Regions from separate parts of the Homo sapiens genome. Here region 1 is linked to region 2. A link is an interaction called in ENCODE POLR2A ChIA-PET data of the cell type or tissue named here. Cell type or tissue: OCI-LY7. All regions are shown on one strand. Links, peaks and the distances in the headings refer to the core of each region. The heading gives the core; the rest is flanking DNA. Region 1 overlaps SPOCD1 (SPOC domain containing 1). Region 2 has its middle 49 kb from the start of PTP4A2.

Evidence for each region. ChIA-PET counts read pairs that join two places held together with the same protein. Peaks named below come from ENCODE experiments on the same cell type or tissue, not always from the same donor. Only the 100,000 strongest peaks of a DNase experiment are listed, where the experiment ranks them.
Region 1: POLR2A ChIA-PET joins it to region 2 with 5 read pairs; 5 of 35 experiments call an interaction of 5 or more read pairs at or near these places.

What each region holds. Positions count from the first base shown.
Region 1 is chr1:31,802,546-31,807,930 of GRCh38, forward strand. The region is part of intron 2 of SPOCD1 (SPOC domain containing 1); the gene reads right to left. Among named protein-coding and RNA genes, the nearest start is that of SPOCD1, 11 kb to the right of the region's middle. In OCI-LY7, for the core only: no CTCF peak of the experiment used is centred there; no DNase peak of the experiment used is centred there.
Region 2 is chr1:31,886,241-31,891,625 of GRCh38, forward strand. No RefSeq gene overlaps it. Among named protein-coding and RNA genes, the nearest start is that of PTP4A2, 49 kb to the right of the region's middle. RefSeq lists enhancers at 681-730, 2,955-3,004, 3,295-3,444. In OCI-LY7, for the core only: no CTCF peak of the experiment used is centred there; DNase peaks (open chromatin) are centred at 831 and 3,131; H3K4me3 peaks cover 1,204 bases; H3K27ac peaks cover 2,041 bases.

The DNA.
Region 1 (5,385 bases), core at 307-5,306, 83 kb before region 2:
TTGGGAGAAAAAGAAAAAATAGGTTACAGAACAATATCTGTTGCATAAGCCCATTTATGTAAATATATATTTACAGATACATAATAGAGGTTATCTCTGGGGAATGAAATTCCAGGGAGACTTTCACTTTCTACTTGTAGGAACTTGGGTATTCATGTTATTCAAAACGAGCGTGTATTTCTTTTACAACCGGAAACATGTTTTTTTATTAAAAACAAGTTCAGAACAATACGTGTGGTGTGCTACCATTCGCGTTACAGACAGAACGAATTTTAAAATTTGTATTTGCTGGAATACACATAAAATATCACAGGAAGTATCTGCAAGAACCTATCTAACCCAGGCTGCCAGTAGGGAAGCAACTGGGTGCCGGGAAAGATGAGTTTCACTTTTTTTGTTTTTTTGAACCATGGAAATGAATCAGCCTTTCAAAAAAGTAAACTGAGAAAGAGGCAGAAAAAAAAAAAACAAAGAAAACAGGGGTGTGGGAAGAATATCAAGACCAGCCCTTCACAGTTCAAAGCCTTTTGGCTGGCCCGTCTCAGGGGTCCTAACGTCCATGTTATGAGGCTCCAAAACAACAGGCAGGAGAATGAGATGAGCGAAGCCTTTCAACACTGGACTATCAGACCAGAATACAAACTATGTATGTATAATATGTTTAAAGAAATAAAAGAAGGAGACGAACACATGAGTGAAGGACAAAAAAACTACAAAAAACAACCGGGCAGATTTGATCGGGAACCAAACACGACTTCTGGGAATGAAAAATATAACGATCTTAATTAAAATTTAAAAACTCAATATATAGATTTAATAGCATATTAGATGCAGCTGAAACAAATTAGCTAACTGGACAACACATTTAAATAAATTAAATGTGTTGCACTTTGTGAACACTGTGAAGCACTAAGAGACACATCACGCCTGTAATCTCAGCACTTTGGGAGGCCGAGACAGGAGGATCGCTTGAGGCCAGAAGTTTGAGAGCAGCCTGGGAAACATAGCGAGACCCTGTCTCTACAAAAACAAGAAAAAAAAAAAAAATAGCCAGGCATGGTGGTGTGTACCTGTAGTCCCAACTACTCAGGAGGCTGAGGCGGCAGAATTGTTTGAGCCGGAGAAGTCAAGGCTGCAGTGAGCTATGATCACACCACTGTACTCTAGCCTGGGTGACACAGCAAGACACTGTCTCAAAATAAAGGAAAGGAAAGGAGAGGAGAAGAAAAGAAAGGAGAAGAAAGGAAAGGAAAGGGAAAGGAAAGGAAAGGAGAAGAAGGAGGAGGAGGAGGGAAAGAAAGAAGAAAGAAAGGTAGGAAGAAAGAAGGAAGGAAGGAAGAAAGGAAGGAAGGAAGGGTGAAAATGATTAATCTAAAGTTCCAGAAGGAGAGAGGAAAGAGAATGGGTAGAAGCAGTGTTTAAAGAAATAGGGCTAAGAATTTTTCAAAATTGATAAAAGACAAAAATTTACAGATTCAAAAAGCTCAGTGAATCTCAAACAGAATAAATAAAAGGAAATTCATACCTAGACACATCAACACTCATGATAAGGAGATCCTTACACGCATAAAGAGAAAAAATAATAGCTAACACTTGACTAGCACTTAAAATGTGCTACATCTGTGGCAAGTGCTTTACATATTAGTTAATTTAATCCTCACCATAATCTTATGAGGTACTGGTACTGTTATCTCCCCCATTTTACAAAAGAGGAAACTAAGGCACATAGAGGCACAGGGAGGTTAATCAGCTTGCCCAATGTCACACAGCTAGAAAACCAAAGAGCTGGGATTTAAATCCAGACAGTCTGATTCCAGAGGCCATAACTTCAACTACTATTCTATGATCCCATTCACCAAAATACCTTTCATCTATAAAGGAATGGCAATTAGACTAACAGCTACTTTCTCAATAGTAATAATGAAAAGCAAAACATAAAAAAATAATATTTTCAATGTGCTTAAAGAAAATAACTATCAATTGTGGACCCAGACAAAATACTTTTCAAGAATAAGGAAGAAATAAAGATACTGTAGAGAAAAATCAAGAGAGCTGTTATTTTTCTTGATAATTTTGCTTTGCTCAATAAACAAAATGCTAAAAGATAAACCTGAGGCAGAAGGAAGGAAAAACAATCCCAGATAGATAAGATGAAAGGAAGAATTTTGAGCAAAGAAAATGATGAAGATGTTGTTAAATCTAAATAAACATTGATTGTATGAAACTATAATAACAGTGTGTAATTTGGGGATTTTTTAAAAAAAAAGATAGGACTAATTTACTGGATAACAACAACACACAAATTGGAAAGGTACGCGCTTGGAATTAGAGCATTCCAAGATCCCTATATCATTTTGGAGTAAGACAAAGATTGTAACTACCTTTATACTTTGATAAGTTAGTTATTTGTGCTCAAATTTCTTTTTTCTTTCTTTCTTTCTTTTTTTTTTTTTTGAGATGGAGTCTCGCTCTGTCACCGAGGCTGGAATGCAGTGGCATGATCTTGGCTCACTGCAACCTCCACTTCCCGGGTTCAAGCGATTCTCCTGCCTAGGCTTTCTGAGTAGCTGGGACTACAGGCGCCCGCCACCACACCCGGCTATTTTTTTCTTGTATTTTTAGTAGAGACAGGGTTTCACCGTGTTAGCCAGGATGGTCTCCATCTCCTGACCCTGTGATCCACTGGCCCCGGCCTCCCAAAGTGCTGGGATCACAGGTGTGAGCCCCGAGCCCGGCCTGTGCTCAAATTTCTAAGAGAACCACCAAAAAAATATAAACTGAGGATAGGAAACATCTAAACTACTAGAGGGATAAAAAGGAGTAAGAAAAAATAATCCAAAAGGAGGCAATGAAAGGGAGAAAGTGCTGAAATGCAAAACATACGCAAAGCACAAAACAGGCCGGGTGCAGTGGCTCACACCTGTAATCCCAGCACCTTGGGAAGCTGAGGTGTGAGGATTGCTTGAGCTCAGGAATTCGAGACCAGCCTGGCCAACACAGCCAGACCCTGGCCCTACCAAAATTTTTTTTTAAAGAGCCAGGCACAGTGGCATGCACCCGTAGTCCCAGCTACTTGGGAGGCTGAGGTGGGAGAATTGTGAGCCCGGGAGATCAAAGCTGCAGTGAGCTATGATCACGCCACTGCAGTCTAGCCTGGGCAACAGAGTGAGACTGTGTCTCAAAAAAAAGCACAGAATAAAATGGTAGGAGTAGATGTAAATAAATCAGTAACTATAACAAATGTAAATGTACTAATACTTCAGAAAAATACAAAAATTATCAGACCTTTAAGGAAAGAAAATACAGTTATAAAGTCTTTATGAGACCCATTTCTAAAACATAATTATGCAAAAAGGTTAAAATAACAAAATGGAATAATATACGAACAGGCAAATAACCAACCAAAATAAAGCTTTGTAGCTATATTAATAATCAGATAAAACAGATTTTAAGGCAAAAAATCATTAGAGGGCAAAGACTGACTACATAATGATATGTAGTTTTACCAGGAAGCTATAACAACTCTAAACTTATAAGCATCTAATAGCATAAGCTCAAAAACTATAAAGCAAAAAAAAAACTACAAGCAAAAAGACAAATCCACCATGAGAGCAAGAAAATTTCATATATCTCTCTAACTATTGATAAATAAAGCTGACAAAATAATCAGTAGGAATAAAAAATAATTAATGAAATCAACAAGCTTCATCTGTACATATATATAAATATATACGGAATATTAATCCTAATAACTAGAGAATACATATTATTTTCCAGTATACATGCAACATATATAAAAATTGAGCAAAGCCTGGGCCAAAAAGCAAATATCAACAAATTTCAAAAGACTTTTTTAGATCAGCACTGCCCAACAGAAACATAAGCCACATGTGTACTTTTAAATATGGTAGCCACATTTTAAAAAGTGAAATTAATTTTGTAGTTTCTTTAATTCATCATATCCAATATATTATCATTTCAACATGCAATCGATATGAAAACTTTTTTTTTTTTTTTGAGACGGAGTCTCACACTGTTGCCCAGGGTTGGAGTGCAGTGGTGCGATCTCGGCTCACTGCAGTCTCCGCCCCCGAGGTTCAAGCGATTCTCCTGCCTCAGCCTCCTGAGTGGCTTGGATTACAGGTGCCCACCACCACGCCTGGCTAATTTTGTTTGTTTGTTTGTTTTCAGTAGATACAGGGTTTCACTATGTTGGCCAGGCTGGTCTCAAACTCCTGACCTCATTATCCGCCCGCCTAGGCCTCCTAAAGTGCTGGGATTACAGGCGTGAGGAACCGCGCCCAGCCATGAACAACTATTAATGAAATGTTTACTTTTTTTTGTACTGAGTCTTTGAAATTCAGTGTATATTTTACACTTACAGTACATCTCAATTTGGACTAACCAAATTTCAAGTGTTCAATAGACACAAGCGGCCAGTGGCTATCAGACTGGATAACTCAGATAAAGACCAACTTCTCAGACCACAATATCATTAAGTTAGAAGGCAATAAAGACAAAAGCAACAAAATATGTTTGGAAATTAAGAAATACACTCTTAGCCAGGCGTGGTGGCTCACGCCTGTAATCCCAGCACTTTGGGAGGTCAGGCGGGTTGATCACCTCAGGTCAAGAATTTGAGACCAGCCTGGCCAACATGGCAAAACTCCATCTCCGTGCTAAAAATACAAAAATTAGCCAGACGTGGTGGCACACGCCTGTGATCTCAGCTACTTGGGAGGCTGAGGCATGGGAATTGCTTGAAGCTGGGAGGTGGAGGCTGCAGTAAGCCAAGATAGCACCACTGCACTCCAGCCTGGGGGATAGAGCCAGACTCTGTCTCAAAAGGGGAGGGGAGGGGAGGGGAGGGAGGGGGAGGGAAGAGAAGGGGAGGGAAGGGACTTTTAAATAACAGATAGGTCAAAGAAAAATTGTAATTAAAAATGATAAAATATTGAGATTGAATGATAAGACTGTATGTTAAGTCTATGAATGCAGCAAAAGCGATAATTAAAAGGTTCTTTTATAGCTTTAAATGACTTTATTAGAAAGGAAAAAAGGCAGAAAACTAATGAACTAAGCATAATTTTTAAGACTTTATAAATAGTAGCATAAACTGAACGGAAGGTGACATTGACAACAAACATATAGTGGAGAGGATGAACAAACCAAAAATCGGTTCTTTGAAAAAACTGACAATTGTCTGACAAGATTGATTAAGGAAAAGAGAGGAGGTATAACTAGCTAAAATTTGGAATGTATAATTACAAGTGCGCAGTCCTTAAAGATAAGAGGCTATTGTGAAATACTGTATGCCAACATGCCAATAAATTTGAAAACTCAGATGAAACAAATAGATATCTAGAAAAGTATAACTTACCAAAA
Region 2 (5,385 bases), core at 61-5,060:
AAGCTCTCTAGGCCTCTCCTACCTCTAAAATCCTTTTATTCTGGCTGTGTTCCTAAACACTCTTCTCATTCAAGTTAACCTGGAAGCAAGAGAACTTTCCTGAAGAGGCACCGTGTTATATCAAATTAGCGAGGCCATTTTGCTTTGTTTATTTATTTTATTTATTTTTTTGAGACAGTGTCTCACTCTGTCACCCAGGCTGGAGTACACTGGCGCGATCTCAGCTCACTACAACCTCTGCCTCCGGGGTTCAAGCGATTCTCTTCCTCAGCCTCCTGAGTAGCTGGGATTACAGGCATGCGCCACCACTCCCGGCTAATTTTGTACTCTTAGTAGAGACAGGGTTTCTCCATGTTGGTCAGGCTGGTCTCGAACTCCCGACCTTAGGTGACCCGCCCGCCTCGGCCTCCCAAAGTGCTGGGATTACAGGCGTGAGCCACCACGCCTGGCTGCTTTGTTTTTTAACCACGATACTCAAGTCTAGCAAAGATGCAATACAGGTTCTTAAACATTCCTGGAGGGAAGGCAACGAATGATCCCTTCTCAACATAAATTCAGCAACACGCCCCAAGAATTTATAAAATTCTCACATTCTTTGACTCTGGCTTCACTTCAGAACATCTTTCTTAAGGAAATATTTGTTATTGTGGTAGAATATACACAACATAAAATTTACCATTTTAACCATTTTAAAGTCTGTGATTCGGTGGCATTCAGTACATTCACAATAGTGTACAACCATTACCACTATCTAGTTCCAAAACATTTCATCACCCAAAAAGGAAACCCCATGTCCATTAAACAGCCACTCCCCATCCCGCCTCCCTCGGACTCTGGCAACCACTCATCTGCTTTCTGTCTCTATGAATTTGCCTATTCTAGATACTTCATATAAATGGAATCACACAATATGTGACCTTCTCTGTCTGCTTCTTTCACTTCAGCAAAATGTTTTCAAGGTTCACCCACATGGTAGCATGCATCAATACTTCATTCTTTTTTGTTTTTATTTCTTTTATTGACATAAAATTCACATAACATAAAATTAAATATTTTAAAGTGTACAAATCCATGACGTTTAGTACCTTCACAGTGCCCTGCAACTACCACCCTATTTCCAAAACATTTTCATAAGCCCAAAATAAAACCCCATATACATTAAGCAATTAATCCCCATTTTCCCCTCCCCTCATCCCCTAGCAACCACCAATCTACTTTTGTTCCCCTATAAAGTTAACTCTTCTGGATATTACTCATATAAACAGAATCACACGTTATGTGACTCTGTCCGGCTTCTTTCATTTAACATTAGGGTTTTGAGGCTCATCCACGTTCTGACATATATCAGGACTTCAGGACTGCACATCTTTTTATGGCTGAGTAATATTTCTTTTTTTTTTTTTTTTTTAGATGGAGCCTTGCTCTGTCACCCAGGTTGGAGGGCGGTGGCACAATCTTGGCTCACTGCAACCTCTGTCTCCCAGGTTCAAGTGATTCATTCTCCTGCCTCAGCCTCCCGAGTAGCTGGGATTACAGGCACCCGCCACCGTGCCTGGCCAATTTTTGTATTTTTAGTAGAGACGGGGTTTCACCATGTTAGCCAGACTGGTCTCAAACTCCTGACCTCAAGTGATCCACCCACCTCGGCCTCCCAAAGTGTTGGGATTATAGGCGTGAGCCACCGCGCCCAGTCTGGCTGAGTAATATTTCATTGTATAGAGATACCACATTTTCTTTGTCCATCCATGGGTGGTCATTTCCACTTTTGGATTATTGTGAATAATGTTGCTATGAACATTTGTGTACAGTTTTTATTTGAACACTTGTTTTCTTTTTGTTTTTCTTTTTTTTTTTTTTTTTTTTGAGACGGAGTTTTGCTCTTGTTGGCCAGGCTGGAGTGCAATGGTGTGATCTCGGTTCACCGCAACCTCCGCCTCCCGGGTTCAAGCGATTCTCTTGCCTCAGCCTCCTGAGTAGCTGGGATTATAGGCATGTGCCACCACACCCAGCTAATTTTGTATTGTTAGTAGAGATGGAGTTTCTCCATGTTGGTCAGGCTGGTCTCGAACTCCTGACCTCGGTGATCCTCCCGCATCAGCCTCCCAAAATGCTGGGATTACAGGCGTGAGCCATCAATTGAACACTTGTTTTCAATTCTTCTGAGTACATACCTAGAAGTGGAACTGCTGGGTCAGACAGTATTCTATGAATTCTATGTTTAGCTTATTGAGGTCCTGCCAAATTGTTTTCACGGCAGCTGCACCATTTTACATTCCCACCAGCAATGTTCCAATTTCTCCTTCTCCACATCCTCGCCAACACTTGTTACTTTTCTTATTATAACCATCCTAGTGGGTATGAAGTGGTATCTCATTGTAGTTTTATTCGCATTAATCTAGTGATTAATGACATTGAGCATCTTTTCATGTGCTTTTGGCCATTTATATATATTATTTGGAGAAATGTCTACTCAAGTCTTTGCCCATTTTTAAATTGGGTTGTTTGTCTTTTTGTTGTTGAGTTGTGCCTAAGGAAGTAATTTTAAATTTTAAAAAATATAGCCGGCGTGGTGGCTCACGCCTGTATTCCTAGCACTTTGAGAGGCCGAGATGGGTGGATTACCTGAGGTCAGGAGTTCAAGACCAGCCTGGCCAACATGGTGAAATCCCGTCTCTACTAAAAATACAAAAATTTGCCAGGTGTGGTGGCAGGCGCCTGTAATCCCAGCTACTACACAGGAGGCTGAGGCAGGAGAATCGCTTGAACCTGGGAGGCAGAGGTCGCAGTGAGCTGAGATTGCGCCATTACACTCCAGCCTGGGCAACAAAGCAAAACTCCATCTCAAAAAAAAAAAAAAAAGAAGAAGAAGAAGAATATGATCAGGGAACTACAAACAGTTTTCTGGGCTGTGGTATAAGGTTCAGTGCAGACAAGCAGGAAGGAGCTAGAACTAGAAGGATTTTTCATGCTAAACCTTTACCTGAAGGCCCAGGGAGCTTCAGAAGGAGGTGCCATGATCAACCTATGTGTTGGAAAGATCACTCTGACACCCCATGGAGGATGCACTATGGTGGGGCCAGACTAGGGTCTACTCAGGAGGCTGTTGTGAGACAAAAGGAACTAAGACAGTCGCGGTGGGCGGGGACAGGAAGTAAGACATTAACAACTGCCGCACATTAGACTGTGAGCCACACAAGGTCAGAAAGCAGATATGATTCCTGTATCAGAGTTCCTGCCTGTTACGCATTGAACGCTGTCTTAGTCCATTTGGGCTGCTATAACAGGGTGGCTTATAAACAACAGAATTTGTTACTCATAGTTCTGGAGGCTTGGATGTCTAAGATCAAGGCCCTGACAGCCTCAGTGTCTGGTGAGGGCCCACTTCCTGGTTCACAGATAGTGCCTTCTTACTATGTCCTCACATAGTAGAAGGGCCAGGCTAGCTCTCTGGGGTCTCTTTATAAGGGCACTAATCCCAATCATGAGTGTTCTGCCTTCCCAAAGACCCCACCTCCTAATACCATCACCTTAGGAGTTAGGATTTCAACATATGAATTTGAGGGGAACACAAACATTCTGACTATAGCAGAGTATGTCCCTCCAAAAGAGCTATGTTGAAGTCCTAACCCCCAGTACCTCAGAATGTGACCTTATTTGGAAATAGAGTCATTGTAGATGTAATTAGTTAAGAAGAGATCACACTAGAGTAGGGTGGACACTTAATTCACTATAACTGTTGTCCTTATAAGAAGACAGTCATCAAGAGTTTGAGATCAGCCTGGCCAACATGGTGAAACCCCGTCTCTACTAAAAATACAAAAATTAGATGGGTGTGGTGGCACACACCTGTAATCCCAGCTATGTGGGAGGCTGAGGCAAGAGAATCACTTGAACCCAGGAGACAGAAGTTGCAGTGAGCCAAGATCGCACCACTGCACTCCAGCCTGGATGACAGAGTGAGACTCTGTCAAAAAAAAAAAAAACCTTGAAACACAGAGTGGGCAAGCAAATTTCCCAAGGTTTCCAAAGCTAGTTAAATGGCAGAGCCAGGATCTGATGCCTGGCAGGCTGACTTCAGGCTCCAGTGCTCTTACCCAATATACTATGCAGCTGTTCTATTAAATATTTGCCGGAAAGTTCAACAGATGGATAAATGAATGACTGGATCAATCTGGATTTGGTACCAGAGTAAAAAGTGAAGATGGGTGGGGTGTGGTGGCTCATGCCTGCAATCCCAGCACTTTGGGAGGCTAAGGTGGGAGGATTACTTGAGGCCAGGAGTTCAAGACCATCCTGGGCAACATGGCAAGGCCCCATCTCTATAAAAAATAAAACAATTAGCTGGGCGTGATGCCCTGAATCTGTAGTCCCAGCTACTCGGGAGGCTGAGGTGGGCGGATCATTTGAGTCTGGAGAGATCGAGGCTGCATTGAACCAGGATCAGGACACTGCATGGGTTCGATGGCTCACGCCTGTAATCCCAACACTTTGGGAGGCCGAGATGGGTGGATTGCTTGAGTCCAGGAGTTCAAGACCAGCCTGGGCAACATGGAGAAACCCGATCTCTACAAAAATACAAAAATTAGCCGGGTGCTGGTGGTGTGTGCCTGTAGTCCCAGGTACTCGGGAGGCTGAGGTGGGAGGATCACTTGAGCCCAGAGGCAGAGGCTGCAGTAAGCTGAGACCTGTGCCACTGCACTCCAGCCTAGGCAACAGAGTGAGACCCCTCCTCAAAAAAAAAAAAAAATAAGTGAGGATGACTCCCAGGTGTCTGGCTCAGATGACTTAGTAGGTAAGGTATCTCCATTTAATGAGACAGGAAAAAGAGAGGCGACATCAGATTTGTGAGGTGGAGGTTGGAGTCTGGGGAAACAACAAATATGTTCTTGAAATGCTGAGTTTGAATTACCAAGAAGACAAACAAGTGATGTCCAATAGACTGCTGGACACATGGGTCTGGAACTCCAGAGAGGCGCATGGGTTAGAATTATAGACTTGGGAGCCATCAGTATACTTAATGTCAGGGTTTGAATGAGATCACCAAAGCACAGTGTATAGAAAGAGAAAGCAGATGACCCAAGACAGAGCCCTGAGGACACTGGAATTCACAGGGCAAGGGAAAGAAAAGAATCCTTTACTTCCTAGCAAAGGGTCTGTCGTGGAAACGACAAGTCAGGTTGTGGTGGCTTGAGGAATGAATAGAAAATGAATCACAGGGTAAATGTATGTGTTACAGGTGAGAAAGTGACAGATGGATTGATGGGCTGTGGCAGAGAATCAGTATGGAAATGACTGACTAGACACGGTGGTTTGTTGGTTGGAGCCAGCTTGCATCAAATGAGAGCTGATTACTAAATTTCAGAAATGTTGCAAGCTGGTTGTTAG